Linked DNA regions of Homo sapiens: regions 1 and 2 are each linked to region 3. A link is a loop called in an ENCODE intact Hi-C map of the cell type or tissue named here. Cell type or tissue: endothelial cell of umbilical vein. All regions are shown on one strand.

Region 1 (5,000 bases), 67 kb before region 3:
AATGTTCTTCAAAATGGATTGACTAATTTGTACTCCTCAGCAAATGATTATTCTTATTTCCCCTTACATGCTAAACACTTGGCATTATCCAGCTCTTAAATTGTTGCCGGTCCAATTTTGTTTTCACTTAAGAAGGAGAAAGCCACAAAACATCACTACCATGAAATCAATGAAAAAAAAAAAAGCCAGATTATCTGCAAAATCCTAGCATTTTAAAAATCTTTCAAAGAACTCTGGTTGCAAGACAATCGAAGGCATTGAATTCCAAATGTCAAGGCCTTCTCAGGAGAAACTGGAGACATCTCTTCCTCTTGCAAGAGCAAGGGAGAAATGAAGTATGACACTGTAGAAATACATAAGAAGAAATTAGCTACAGATTTAAGCCATGCCTAAAGGTCTAATATAAGCTAGCATACTAATTTAGAATAATTAGGAGCCCGATAAACAGAGTGAGGATGAGTTCTCACTCATGTTTAAGCTCTTCTCCACAGGTCTCTACTAGATGGTCACAAAGAAACTCAGGAACAGGACAAGAGAGAGCTTCCGTCAGCTATCTAGGAAGTAATCAGGCCTCCATCAGTCGGCTAGCTGTGATGGTTAATATTGAATGTCAACTTGATTGGATTGAAGGATGCAAGTATTGTTCCTGGATGTGTCTGTGAGGGTGTTGCCAAAGAAGATTAATATTTGAGTCAGTGAACTGGGAGACACTGACCCACCCAAAATCTGGGTGGGCCCATCTAATCGGCTGCCAGCATGGCTAGGATAAAGCAAGAGAAGTTGGAAGGATTTTACTTGCTGAGTCTTCCAGCCTTCATCTTTCTCCCATGCTGGATGCTTCCTGCCCTTGAACATCCGACTCTGAGTTCTTCAGCTTTTGGACTCTTGGACTTACACCAGTCATTTGTCCAGGGGCTTTCATGCCTTTGGCCACAGGCTGAAGGCTGCACTGTCAGCCTCCCTACTTTTGAGGTTTTAGGTCTCAGACTGGCTTCCTTGCTCCTCAGCTTGAAGATGGCCTATTGAGGGACTTCATCTTGTGATCATGAGTCAATTCTCCTAATAAACTCCCTTTCATATATATATATATATATATATATATATATATATATATATATATATATATCTCCTCTGAGTTCTGTCCCTTTAGAGAACTTGTCTAATACACTAGCTACACAGGAAGTGATTAATCACAACTGGGGTAGAGGCACAAAACACACTGTACTTTTGAAATTTTTGCCCAAACAAATAAACAAAAATATCCTTGAGCTCCCAAGGAAGGAACTGCAAATCTTCTGACCCCAAGGACCAGGGATCAGTGGAAGTTAAACTCATTTATCTCTGGGTGATGAGCAGGAAACTCTCCTCCGGTCCTCCGCATCCCGCATAGGACTAGCACCAAGACTCACACAACAGAAATCTGCGAGGGGAAGAACAAAAAAACAGAAAGAAACTTCTCCAGGAAGCAGGGCTATAGGAATACTGAAATCTGTGTAGGAACAGAAACAGAAAAACTCTCCAACACCCTAGCACTGCTAAAGAAATATAAAGTCTGTGGAAAACTGAAAATAACATTAGCAGTAACAAAACCCAAACCTAGTGAGATTGATCCAATGTCACATAACAGCTCACAGAAGAGTGTCTATATCTACGTCTAAAACTGCTTATTTAAGTTTTTACTGTTCTATATATGGTGTTAGACACTCAATAAAATACTGCAAGACACACAAGGTAAATGAATTAAAAATGGCTCCTTGTTAAGAGATAAAGCTATCAATAGACTCAGACTCAGGGATGACTCAGATGTTCAAACTATGAGGCAGGGACTATAAACTAACAATGATTAATGTAATAAATGATCCCATGGAGGAAATATCACAAGCATAAACAGCTGGGGAATTTTAATAGAGATGGAAACTATAGAAAAATTAAATGAAAATGCTTAAAAAAACAAGTAATTTGAACAAGATACATATTTAAAAATTCCACAGTGGGCTTATCAGCAGATTGGAAACAGCTGAAGAAAGAGAATATGAATCTAGCACTTTATGATTATCCAAAATGAAACACACACACAAAAAAAATAACATAAAATGAAACATTGAAGCCAAGAGCTGTGGGAAACTATCCATGGCAGTTATTAATTTATTGTCTCTCAGTTCCAACTCTACCCTGCCGCCCCTGCCCTGTGAGAATGGAGCCGGACCCTCCACTACATGGAGCAAACATCCACGTAGATGTTTGTCCTCTGCGGCTGGCACATAAACTCTGCCAGTAGAGGGCGGTAACAAGGCTGTCTCTTCCTGGATCAGATGTGTTTCCCTTACAGCCTCCTGGAGCACCTACAACTTCTCCACGGCTTTGCCCCTGAAGCCCAGTGCTTTTCCAGTACCCGGATCGCACTGCACGTGGCGGCCAGTGGGTTCCTCCAGTACCTCTTTGCTTTGCAGTAAGTTCCAAGGCACACTACCTCTGTCTATGAGTGGCTTCTCCAGGAAACCAAGATCAGAAAAATAAAACAGATTTTATATAATCAAAAGGGGAAAATGCCTTAAAGTTGCAAACAAGTTTATAATCACACAAAGAAAAAAAGTATTAAATAAATTTTGGCACAACGTCCAGATTGTATGTCCTATGGATTATTTTTTAAAAGAAGGAAAAAAATGTAACTTTGTGCACTGTTTCCCATTACTAGTAATATTGCTTTGAAATTTCAAAATTATTTTATATATATTATGAGATAAGGTAAATAAGTCAATACAATAATGGCTTTAGGAAGCAGGCTTTTTAATGTAAAAGAAAACACAGATGTATGGGGGAAACTCTAATGTTGAATCTGAGTTCGACAGAACGATATCACTTTATGAGATTTTGTTCGTTTGTTTCTTAAACTGAACTACTTAATGGACCTATGAGCAATGATTCCTCTGAAGTAATGAAAACAAATGCCCAGATCCTAGATTCTAAGTACCATTCCCCGTGAAAAGAAATTGGGGCTTCAGAGGAATGGCTAATCCTGGTTCTGGGTTTGGGAAACGTATGAACTACTTGGGGCCACCCTTTATATATCAGTGTGCTAGGGAGTCCTATATAAGGGGGTCATGTCAAAAAGGCTACAAAAAACATTTATAAGAGGATCCCATTAGCAAAGTTAGTGGGACAATTTGAACATCAAAAATAATAAGATTTTATTTGTGAAATAAAAAATCTAGGAACTAAAGAAAAAGCAAAACTAACAAAAACAAACAGATGGTACTTTTTTTCTTTACATCAGAATGGCAGCTAAAATACAGAAAAGGCATAACAGATTAGAGGTAACTGGTGTAGGCAAAAATTGCTATTAAAAACCTGTGTGAGGTTGTTTGGAAAGAATATTTTCATAGTGTCCAAATATTTATCCACAGGTTACTTAGTAACTGCAAAGAAAAAAAAAAATAAGATGGGACGTTTCTAGTGGAGAGATGATGATAAAACCGAGCATCACTTGTAGCGGGGTAATCCGACGCACATGCCTCTGGATGTGATGTCATAGGAGGCACACAACGCCATCTCTAAAAGATTCTTCCCCCAACATTTTTGGTTTGCATCTAATCAAACTTGTAGACCAGAAATAGACAAGGTTTTTATGGAAAGGGTTGGAGAGTACATTTTTTAGGCTTTGTGAACCATATGAACTATCACAACTATTTAAATCTGACATACTGTAAAAGCAGACAATATTTAAATAACTGGCTTACAGATGGTTTGGTTGCGTTGCAATAAATGTTAATTTACAAAACAAGTTGTAGACCGGATCTGGGCCATGGCCAGTAGTGTGTTGACCCTTGCTCTAAACTTAAATTCTAGTTCAAAGAGATTAAAGAAGATTTAAGAGCAAGTGAAAGGACATCATGAGGAATGACGCTAAGAGGAAACAGTCACAGAAATTTGGAGAATGAGACATCTACAAAATCACTGACCACAAAAATAATACAATGTAATTAAAATTAAACAAACAAGAAAACACAGGAAGGAGGCCTGTCCAATAATAAAAGAGATTAAAAATACATGGAGTTTAACTGGATTTCAGATAAAAGGAGGAGGAGGTGGAGGAAGAGAAAGAAAAGGAAAAAAAAAAAAATAAAACCCTGGAGGTAAAAAGACATTCTTTCAAAACTAAAGAAATGTACACATAGGTTGCCTATTTATGTTGCTATTGAAATTTGTTATTGTTGTGGTTAGCTTTGAAGTGACAGATGTTTATCTGTGTTTATTCTCAAGAGAAGCATGCCAAATTTTATGGAACTAGAGGGTCATGCTGTCTGCTACTTATGTTAAATTGTCCAAGGAGAATATATACATGAGAAAATATGTACACTTGACTAAATGTAAATCAGTTTTTTCATATACGTTTAGCCTAATATAGGGTATTCATTTTCTTTCTACTTTTCTACATTCTAAAATAAAATCTTGGGAAAAACACATGCAAGTCAAAAAACAAAGAAACAAACAAAACACAAAAATCTTTATTCTGTTATCACAGTCTTCTTTATCTTTTTTTTCCCCCCTTCTAGAAAGCCCAGTATGTCCTCAAACAATAGGATTTGGGCTGATCTCTCTGGTTTTGGTTTTCCAAGGCTCTTATGGAAGTGTTGCCATCCCGGTCCTCAGCAGACAGTTTACTCACTGATGAAAAATATTCAGAAGCTAACAGAAGTGAAAGAGATGAAAACCCACGTCCCCTTAACATGCCATACTAAAAGTGAAATGTGCGAATGTTTGTATTTGGAAGAGGGGGAGAAAAAAGGATTCAGCATCTCAGAAGCCAGTCGGAAGTGTCAGGCCTGGCAGACGCAGCTAGTGAGGAATTAAGCGCTTGCTTTTCTTAATCACCAAAATATGCTGCTGGAGATCTTTGAACCTCACCCTGAATCCCAGCTGCTTTATGAAAGCGCCCTAATTCTCTCATGACCCATTAAAGAAAGGGGCGGTGTCTTGGCTCCACTAAGTTTGCACAGAGA
Region 2 (5,000 bases), 250 kb after region 3:
TCCAGGCAGTCTGGCTCCAGAGTCCACACTCTTAACTACCACAGCAGACCATACAGGGTTTCTTTATAGAGGCATTCTTTAGTTTTTCTTACTTAAGAAGACACAAATAAGAAACCAAAAGCCATTCCACCAGAGAAGGCTGTAGGCCCGGATTATTTAGACCAAAATAATCAGAAACCTGTATTTAAAAAAAATCAACAAGGAAACCTGACAGTGCTATTAAGTATATGATGAACAAATAAAAAAAAAATTCTCTGTGTCCAGCCGTGGAGACTTCAATGCTACTCCCGTAAATGTGGTTCTTCTTGAAATGCGTGGCCCTTCCCAACACTTCTTTCTTCCCCCAACGGGATGAAATGCCATCCAAGTGCTGCTGGTTTGGTAGCTCTGCTGACCTAGACTTGGGCCACCTCCCAGATGTTCAAGGCACTGAGGGTGCGCACTGGGCTCTCCTGCAGGGCAAGTCCAGGAGCGGCTTCCAGATATTTTCAGTGAAACTTCGCAGCCTCTGGTATTGTTGCTCACCTTACGTGGTATCAGACGAAACACGGTCCCTAAACCCAATCCTCCCATCTACACACAGGAGCCCACACCACGGGCATTCATACCTTTCCCCATAGGGGTTCCTTTGCTTTGAGCCCCTTTCTCCCGTTTTGCTTCTCTTTTGGCTACCTCCTAAGTATCTGAAAATCATCAACTTATGTATAATTTCCTCCAGGAAGTCTTCTTGACCTTGTGGGTCTTGATCAGTTGTCCCTTTTCTGACCCTCAAAATTTTCTATGAATTCCTCTCTCCTGATCCTGATCATATTTTATTATAGGTATTTGTCCACATGGTTACCTTACATTTGTAAAGTCATTTGTAAAGTCAAGGTGGTAGTCATTCTACTTTGGTCTCTTTAGCACCTAGCATAGTGAGTGCCTAGGGGTTGGGCTGACTTTTCTGCTGATGTTTTAGCAAAGCACACTCCAGTAAAACAAACAAAATAATTTCAAAATTCATCTTTATGTTTGAGAGTGACCCTTTCTCGGAGGTTATATTTGCTTTTCATTTCCCATTTCCATAACCCTGCCAAGGGTAGAATCTTTGAGCATCCTTGAGGAATTGATCATCACTTGATTCAGTATCTGTGTGGAGACATGAGAGCTCTTTCATTCACCAGGCATCATCATGAGCCCTGGGGATCTTTTTGGATCCTACTCAACCCAAAGGTGCAGAGCTGAGATGTCCCCCAAGGGCCTCAATCCTCTGGGGCCTCGTTTTTTCGATAGAATCACCCACATGGTAAGAGGAACAGAACACTTTTTCATCCCCCAGGAAACTCGGGGAGCTTTCCCTCTTTCTTTCATTGCTTGCTTCTGCTAAAGTTATAACTCCCGCTCTGCATTCCATCTCCTGCAAATGTATACTATCTATATACATATTATATATATATGTACATATACACATATTAATTTCTGACACCACTAGTATCAGACATTGAAGTTGTGTGAAATCTTTTACAACTATATATCAATGCTCCATGAGCATTCTATCTGATCATTTACTTCTCTGAACAAATTTGCTTAGCCTGGATTCCTATAAGTAAAATTATTGGATAAAAAGCCGTGAACAGTTAAAATGATAACCTCTTGATGTATATCAGCAACTTTCCTTCCAAAATGCTTAAGAAAATCATTTTAAAAGTCTCTGCATCAGGGCTTGATGACACCTACCTTTGTGCACCTTCAGTACTATGAATAGGATTTTGTTTTGCATAGCTTTGATTAATGGTGGATTAAGTGTTTTTTATACTTATTGACTGTAACATTTTTGGATATTTACTATATGTATCATTTGTCTGTTTTTCTATTGGCATTTTTAAAGAGCTATTTACCTTTTTAAATATTTTTTTCTCTAAATGCTAATGGAAAATATTTCCAGTTTCCTTTTTATTTGGTGTTTGCTTTTATTATTATTATTTAGTGCTTTACTTTTTCTTTTGGAATCTATACATAATTTCCTTTTCTTTTGTGAGCTCACTTGTAATTTTACGCTTGGTCATTGTATCTCGTTCCTGATCTGACTTGCTTAATAAGTCATCAATACATGGCTTGGGTTTGGATTGAAAGAAGCTGGATCCGCTTTAAAGATGTGATATTATTGAGAAATATTTTTATACACCCATCTTGACAATTTAATTATTCATCATTTTTGAGATCTTCTATTCTCACGTTCAATTGTAACACACTGTACTAAATGTGAAAATATAAGGTTGGAATAAAGATTCTGTGAGAAAATTACTGTGCACAGCTTTTAGACAATGCATTTTCAATGTAGGAGAGAGATGAAGGTTTCACAAAGTAAGGATGCCAACTCTGTTTCTGTGTATGTTCCATTTAGATTGAAGCCATAGCAGTTGTTGTGCATTCTAGCCTCCTTAGAGTTTATCAATATTGTGCAGCTGTTGCCTTGCCTAAAGAAAGTGCCAAGAGGAAATAATGAGATCGTACAGAATCCCGATAAGCAAAAACTTGCAAGGCAGAATCAGAGCTAAGAAAATGAAGGAAAAAAAAAAGAAAGAGCCAAAGTTCCAGGAAGTCTTATTTCTTGTTCGTATAACGTTACCCTAAATGTTTTGCCTTAAAATTTTTCTTTGAACAATTGTCCTGTCTGTAATATGCCAAAAACTAAGTCTGTTTCTTTCAAGAGCTGGCACCACACTGATAATTTGTAAGTACAAAGTACGCAACTGCAATTCCTGTTTCACCCTGAACTTGAACTAAAGACGTCTTTGATTGGCATGAATGTGGTGCCAAGCAAGGAGACTCCACTAATACTGAGGGGAAAAAAAACAGACGAGTCTTCTTCATTCTTGAATAAACATACCATTCAATTCACGTAAAGGCAAGTTAATTTCAGAAAGGTTCACTTCTGTTTTCTTGAGATAACAAGATGCAAAGCATTTACTTAAACTCGGATAGTCGATAAAATTCTTCAGACATTATCATCATTGGCTGTGTATCTTTTAAACTTAACATATTCAAATAGAATGCTTTTTTGGTTATTTGTAAAACTCATCTTTGCTTTACCTTTTGAGAACAAGTATGGAATCATTGCTTTTCCCATTTAACATTTGTTAAGTTTGACTGAATCATTGGTAAAACAGTTTCCTTGTGTAAGATAATGAAAATCCTGGACTACTACCTTTAGCTTCTTATTAAAGAATGTTTTCTCTAACCCTCTTTGAAATTAAAACATGCATAAAAATACATTTTACATGTCAACCTGATTTCATATTAGTATATATGTTAATAATTATTTGATAATTATTATTTGATTAGCCAAACGCCATGAGAAAGTCTCAGTAAAGAACATTTTGGAAAAAGCAGTTTCATATCTATACGCATCACACATTTGTATGAAGTATTTCCTGTGGTTAGTAGCATTGCACTCATCAAAACTCATAGAACCTTATGATTTTAAGACATTTTGAGCTCTCTCATAACACTTGTAGATAAAAACAAAAATCATTAAAGCATAATTCATGCCTGAGATGCTAAATAAATACTTGGTTTGGTTTTGACTGTAAAATTATTGAGTAAATGGATTAACAGGACAATGTACTCTAAAGTTTAGAATAGTAATACTAGGTGAAATTGACTAAATGTATAAAAGAGAAAAATAAGATGAATGAAAGCAATATTACTTTAGAAGCAGCTGGTTAAATTATGGAACTGACTTGTACAAAGTGTCATCTTTTCATTTTTCTTCTCTTTGGTTTTCTTTTCCCTTGAGGCTGAACAGTATCAGCAAATCTAACATGATTTTGGAGTATAAGGACTAGCCTTTGCATGACCCAGTCCAAATATACTAGAGAAGTATTTTTGTGGACTCATAGTAAAATGGTACTTTATTCCCACTTCAATACTCTTCTCTAAATTACAGATCCCTTGATACCTGGAAAACTGAAAGAGTCAAATGTCTGGTCAGACTTTGGACTTCTTTTTCTGGTCCCTGGCCATAACAAGCCACAGGCTTACTCCTAATACTACAGAAAAAAAATATTCATTTGAAATATTTTGATTATTTCTTTATATAAAATCAAATTTTACCTTTTTATACACACTGAGGGTATTCTGGGGACATGCGTAACTTTTAACAAGAATATTGTTGATACCAATCACCCTTCCTCTGAGAGTCTCTGTCTGCCACCCAGAATTCTGACTAGAGGTATTATTATTACTAGACATGTCTTTCTTGCATTTTTGGAGCCATATTCTTGAACACATATTTTTATCTGAAGGTATTTCCTGCTTAGAGACAGCCTGGTATGTGAAATAGGATATTTTAAAACTAGAGTGGTACTGGTATTGCAAAATGAATTTTCATGCACAAAAGCAATTGCCATCAAGTCTCCTCTGAAGTCTTTTGAAGTCTCTCCTAAGACATTTAGAACTCTCCCACTCACTTGCCCTGAGGACTTCTAATTTCTGAATGGAAACTCAACTCCTAGAGTGTCGTAATGTAAATTGTACACCATGGGGTTTACGTAAATGCCAACTGAATGAAAAAGAAAGATGACAGAAAATAAGAACAGTTCTAGTTATTTCAATGCTTATTTACTGTCAATTCTACCCTACTTTTAAATGCAGTATCTCAAATACTATCAAAAATGATCAGAAATATGAAAAAAGAAAGATAATGTGGTCCATAGTGAAAAGTCAATAAACTGGTGAATCAGACCCCTAAACAAGCCAGATGTTACAAGAAATCGAAAAAATGAGTGGAGAAATCAGAGACATCAGGAGAGATTTGGAAGCTGCCTAATAGAAACTGCCATCCTACAACTGAAAGACACACCTCTGAAAAACAAGAACAACAACAAAAAACTCAATGGATGCGATTAATAACACATGCGATCCACAGGAGGAAGGATCAGTTACTTTGAGGAAAGATCACTAGACATTATTCTAAATAAAGGAAAGTGAGAACAAATTGAAAATAAATCAATAATACA
Region 3 (5,000 bases):
GGTGCTCAGTGAGGACAACTCCACTGCAATTGTGTGGCTTATACTGGGCACACAAAATTAGAATCCAGGTCTATCTGATGCTATAATTTTTTCATATACCTAACAACACAATTTCCCATTAAAAATAATCTTCAGGTTTTGTTTGAGGATAGGTTAAAACAAAAATGATGATCATTCTCTCAAGCACAACACATTCGTCAGATGGTACCGATGACTAATAAGTCTGATGATGTCTTAGCATATGGGCCAAATGCTGAAAAACCAATAGAGCTTATGTTTGGGTTACTTCTTTAAATGTATGTCTGTCTACTATGGTACAATTACTTTCATATTGTAATGTATTTTTCAGGTAATAGTGCATTTCATAAATAAGCAGCTTCAGAAGCCCTTTTCTGGCCTTTCAGGGTGTAACCCTGCCCTCCAAAAGAAGAAGGGGAAGTGTACCCTTCCCATCCCTTCATGAGGAGAAAGGGGTGAGAGCTCGACCTTGATGGTTTTCCATTTGGAGTAAAGCTGCAGAGAAGCCTTTCTCAGCCGATGACATCCTGACCTCCTAGTGGCCTCCAAATGGCATTTCACACACATACACTTGGGGGAGAGAAGTCCCTTTAATACCGGAGCTCAGTTTAAAAGTGAAAGCTGCCACCTCACTTAAGAGTTCACCTTCCTATCCTGCTGAAATTTTCTGGACCCCATACTTCTTTATCTTTACATGTTTTTAACTTATTTTACAGTTAATATAGGAAATATCTTGTCAGTAGATTTGAGTCGGGTAATTTAACTCAATGACACTTAATCCATGTTTTAGAGGAATTAGAGCGAGAAAAGAGAGGAGCAAAAGCATACCTCCCAGCACACATTAAAAATTAATTTTATCTTTGTAGATGAAGAAGGGAAATCACCAATAAAATGGACTAGGCTGGACGCCAAGACAAATCTTTGCTGCTGACACCACTTCCCATGAATTAAAATATTATCTTAGGTTATTTATCCAGGTTTTCTTTAGGAAATTAAACCACAGCAAGACTGTAGAAGCCTAAACAGCAAGAAAAAAAAATCCATAAGTATTACAAATATCGAATATTTACTATATATTTATATTACTGTATTGTTGATTCTTTCATTTTTTAAATTATAATTTTATTTGAATTATCCTATTGTCCTACATTAAATCATCTACATGAGAAATTCCACTACAAAAGTTACTCACAGTAAAGAATTCAAATCATTAATATGCTTAGAAGCTACAAAAATCTTAACATCTAAAATGAACAGAATCTCTTAGAAAGTTAAAGTATTTATTTTCTGTCCTTTTATAGAATAATTCTATCATTATGCATGCTATTTGTGGAGCATGTTATTTGTGGGGCATTTGTGGAGCATATCTATTTTGCTCGTCACCTGTCCTGGAAACTCATTTGACTTCATATTTCTTATGAGAGCATTCTGAATTATCTTGGCCATCATTCAGATTTCTTAAAAATTGTCTACATCCCACTTGTCCTATGATGTTTCAATTCCTGACTGTGCTCACGCATCTATGTGCCATGTTCACCCTTCCTTTCTGCCCTTGTCAGACCATTCCTTCTGGCAGTATGTGCCTTCTTTTCCCTTTTGTAGATTGGGCATTCCAAATGGGTCACCTGAAGTCCCAGGGAGGCCCTGATAATAATTTAGTGGACTTGCATATGTGTTTGACTTTGTTTCATTGAATTTGAGGTCCTTCCACATTGAGAAAGCACTCTTTGGTACAAGACAGAATCTGGACTCTTCTAGACTTTCCATTTCCATAAATCAGGCCATTAGACACATTGGATGCTTGGTCCTTTTGAAAGAATTTGCTTTTGAAATGCCTGATCTGTGGCCTTATGAGGCTTCCTTCAACAAGACTTCCATGACCCCTTGGGCCCCTTGGCTCCTGATCATCCCTTTCTTTTCTATACCCCCACTTATGTTGTTTTAACATGTGTTCTATTGTTCCATTCTTCTAAGTCATTTCTGCAGTGACTCAGAATGTCCTTTCAGTTCAAGACCTACATCTTACTTCCTTGTTGTCATCACAAATCTGTACCTTTAACTGTGAGGGATGTTAATATTCTAACAGTGAGTCTGAAACAGAACTGAGAAAATCAGGACAATTTGGAATTGCAGCAGGGCACCTGCCCAAAAGTAACTCAGGCTTTTGTCCCAGGGTGTGGTCTGGACTGAGCATTATTGTCCAAAAACTTGGGGATTTAAAGACGTGATGTTCTTGTGTGGGAGGCTTACCAGTGGGAGTCACTGTCTGGGTCGTCCAGGGTTGATCTGAGTCAAGTGGGGGCAAAGCTGGGGTTACAGCACGCCATTCGGTTTGGAACAAGATCACCAGTAGAAAATGGGGAAATGAATAAAATTTCCCCCATATCTTGAGCAGAGAGGTCTTGTAGGAGCTATCCAGGCTAAGGCCTCGGCTCAGCTTTTATCCCAGTGGAGAGTCAAGGAAGATAGCGACGTGGACAGAAAGCTCTCACTACCTGGGTTTAGGACATACAGCTGGTAGGCACTTGGCCCCCAAGGCATATTCAGGAAACACCTGCTGGTATTATCTTGGCACCAAAACCAATTGGAGATACTAGTGCCCACAACAAGTGCCCAGTGCCTTGTGCATCTGCCAGCTTGCATAGTCTAGGCTGATGGGGCAGGCTAAGGGTAGATTGTAGGTTGAATGGGTTGTATGCTATGACTTCTAAGAGGCTAGGAATAATAATAAGTGATAAGTTCATAGTTCATGAAATTCTGATTAGCATCTTATAGGAGCTAGAAAAGCATTTACTGATTGCTTTCATTTTCTCCTTTTTAATTAAATTGTGTTTCCCTAGCATTTGCTGAATGTGTTTTTGTTGCAGGCATTCCAGGTGATCAGGGTTCAAAGATACAACAGGCAAAAGCTCTGAAAAACAAAACAAAGAACATTTTAAAATTGAAAACTTAAGAGTGGGAGTTGGAGACATAAAAAGAGAATATATCATGGCACAGTGCATGGAGCAAATGAAGAAATCACTTTATAGAAGAAAGAAGGGTTTAACTCGGGGGGGTGTGTGTGTCAGGGTAGTGGACAACTGTCAGAATGAGTCCTGGAGGAGACATCATATGAGCTGAGCAGAAGAGTGGCAGTGTCTGCACTGGATTTTGAAGTCAAAACAATGGTTGGATAGGCAAATGTTGCAGGGTGGAGAAAGGACATGAATCTAATGAAGGAGACCATCAAGCACGAAGGCTCAGGAACCCGGGAGCAAGAATGGAACTGAATGCAGCCTAATGTTGCTGTGAATTCAGGAGCAGGCTGGCAGGTACAGGAGGTAAACAGACACAGATGGGAGCCACTGAAGGGCAGGGCCCTGCTCAGACCTTTGTCCTAGGAAAAGAGTGCTAATGGCAGTGGGAAGTTCCCTTGAGCCTACAGGAGGTAGTTACAATATTGTGATTTAAATAGGAAGCCAACCGCAGATTTTCAAGATGAAAGCATCGTGAGCATGTGCCACTGAGACAGGTGTGCTTATAGCTTTCGAGGTTGAGAGCCTGTGATGAGGAAGACAGTGTGACCACCGTGGACAGTATCACAGGACGGTCTCCTCAGGACAGAACCCGAGCTGCCTCCTCGCACGTAGAAAGGGGGTGTCATGAGGCCAGGGTTGGCCGCATTCTGAGTTCTGGTAGAACCTACTCTGCACAGCCACAGCAGGCGCCTTGGCTCTCCCACCAATAATCATAAATGCATGGATCTAGCAAACTGACACGCACCAACTACAACACATCCTTGAGCCCCATGCCCACGCTTTTAAAAGCAACTTGATGGAAATACCTTGCACATTCTAGAACTTGGTACTCATTACAAAATTATGCCATGCCCTTGATCTTCAACTTCTCTGTGAGGTAGCCTGGGAGGGTTTTTCTTCCCATTTGGAAACGAGGCAGCTAAACTCCAGAGACCTCCAGACAATAGACCACGTCCAGCCCTCTGGTGATAGAGGAGGATTTATTCCAACCCCCTGGCACTCCTTGCAGCTTCGTTGAACTACATTTTCACTGCCTTGGTGAGTGACCTGACCAGAGGGTTGTTCTATCTCCGTCCAGCCCCACAGCCCCCAGCTTCACCCCTTCACCCCAGTGATTCTACATTGACCACCCGGGGTGTCGAGAGGAAGAGGACCTGAGAAGAAGGCCACTTTGTGATGGAAGGTGTCCAATATCCCACTCTGTATTCCAGGAGAGGTTGGGTAAAGCGGGGGAGGATGGAGCCACCTGTCGCTTCCAGCACATGCTCTCTCTGTCCTCTTTGCAGCAGGTATGAGCTGCCTTGTTGCTGACAGTGTGTAATTGGATGGAGGACGCATCATTTCTCCTCTTTCAAAAGATAGATCACTGTTCCCTTCCAGCTAAAATGGCTTCTGCTCCTCACTTAAAGAACAAAATTCACCAAACATGCTTCAAGACATCAAAGCTCTTCATGCTTCTCTGAGGACATGCAATAATCAGGGCAGAGGTGACCTAACTCACGGCTGCTCTCTGTGGCTACTAGAACCCCTGGAGGGCGGAACAGCCCTTCTGGGGAAGGAGCATTCAAAGGTTCCACGTAACCCTCCCCCTTTTTAATTGGGCAAATTACTGCAATTGTTTGGAAGCAATTAAGAGAAAAAGTGTCTCTTCAGCATATTCTAATATATAACTAGATGACAATGTCGCAGGTGAAAGGAGAGTGAAGGCTTGGTGCATCGTGATTGTCTGGAGGGACAAAGCGCACTTCAAGATTCAGTAGTGCCCCCTCACCCACAGTTTCACTTTCCAGGGTCTCAGTTACTCCTGCCCAAACACAGTCTGAAAATATTAAATGGAAAATTCCAGAAGTTAAGAATTAATACGTGTTAAATTGCATGTTTTTCTGAGCATCGTGATGGAATCGTGACCCATCCCACTGTGTCCCACCTGGGATGTGGCTCCTCCCTTTGTCCAGTGGATCCACA

The links. A loop is a pair of places that touch in the nucleus more often than their neighbours do. Peaks named below come from ENCODE experiments on the same cell type or tissue, not always from the same donor. Only the 100,000 strongest peaks of a DNase experiment are listed, where the experiment ranks them.
Region 1: it touches region 3 in a loop (3-fold over the local background); 1 of 110 quality-filtered maps calls a loop at or near these places.
Region 2: a loop joins it to region 3, with 6 times the contacts of the local background. A loop is called at or near these places in 1 of 110 quality-filtered maps.

Annotation. Positions count from the first base shown.
Region 1 is chr2:4,352,515-4,357,514 of GRCh38, forward strand. No RefSeq gene overlaps it. Among named protein-coding and RNA genes, the nearest start is that of LINC01249, 300 kb to the right of the region's middle. In endothelial cell of umbilical vein, a CTCF peak has its summit at 2,265 (motif pointing right); DNase peaks (open chromatin) are centred at 1,837 and 2,237; H3K27ac peaks cover 1,914 bases.
Region 2 is chr2:4,666,119-4,671,118 of GRCh38, forward strand. No RefSeq gene overlaps it. Among named protein-coding and RNA genes, the nearest start is that of LINC01249, 12 kb to the left of the region's middle. In endothelial cell of umbilical vein, no CTCF peak of the experiment used is centred here; a DNase peak (open chromatin) is centred at 2,463; H3K27ac peaks cover 1,002 bases.
Region 3 is chr2:4,419,665-4,424,664 of GRCh38, forward strand. No RefSeq gene overlaps it. Among named protein-coding and RNA genes, the nearest start is that of LINC01249, 230 kb to the right of the region's middle. In endothelial cell of umbilical vein, no CTCF peak of the experiment used is centred here; DNase peaks (open chromatin) are centred at 907 and 1,937; H3K27ac peaks cover 1,777 bases.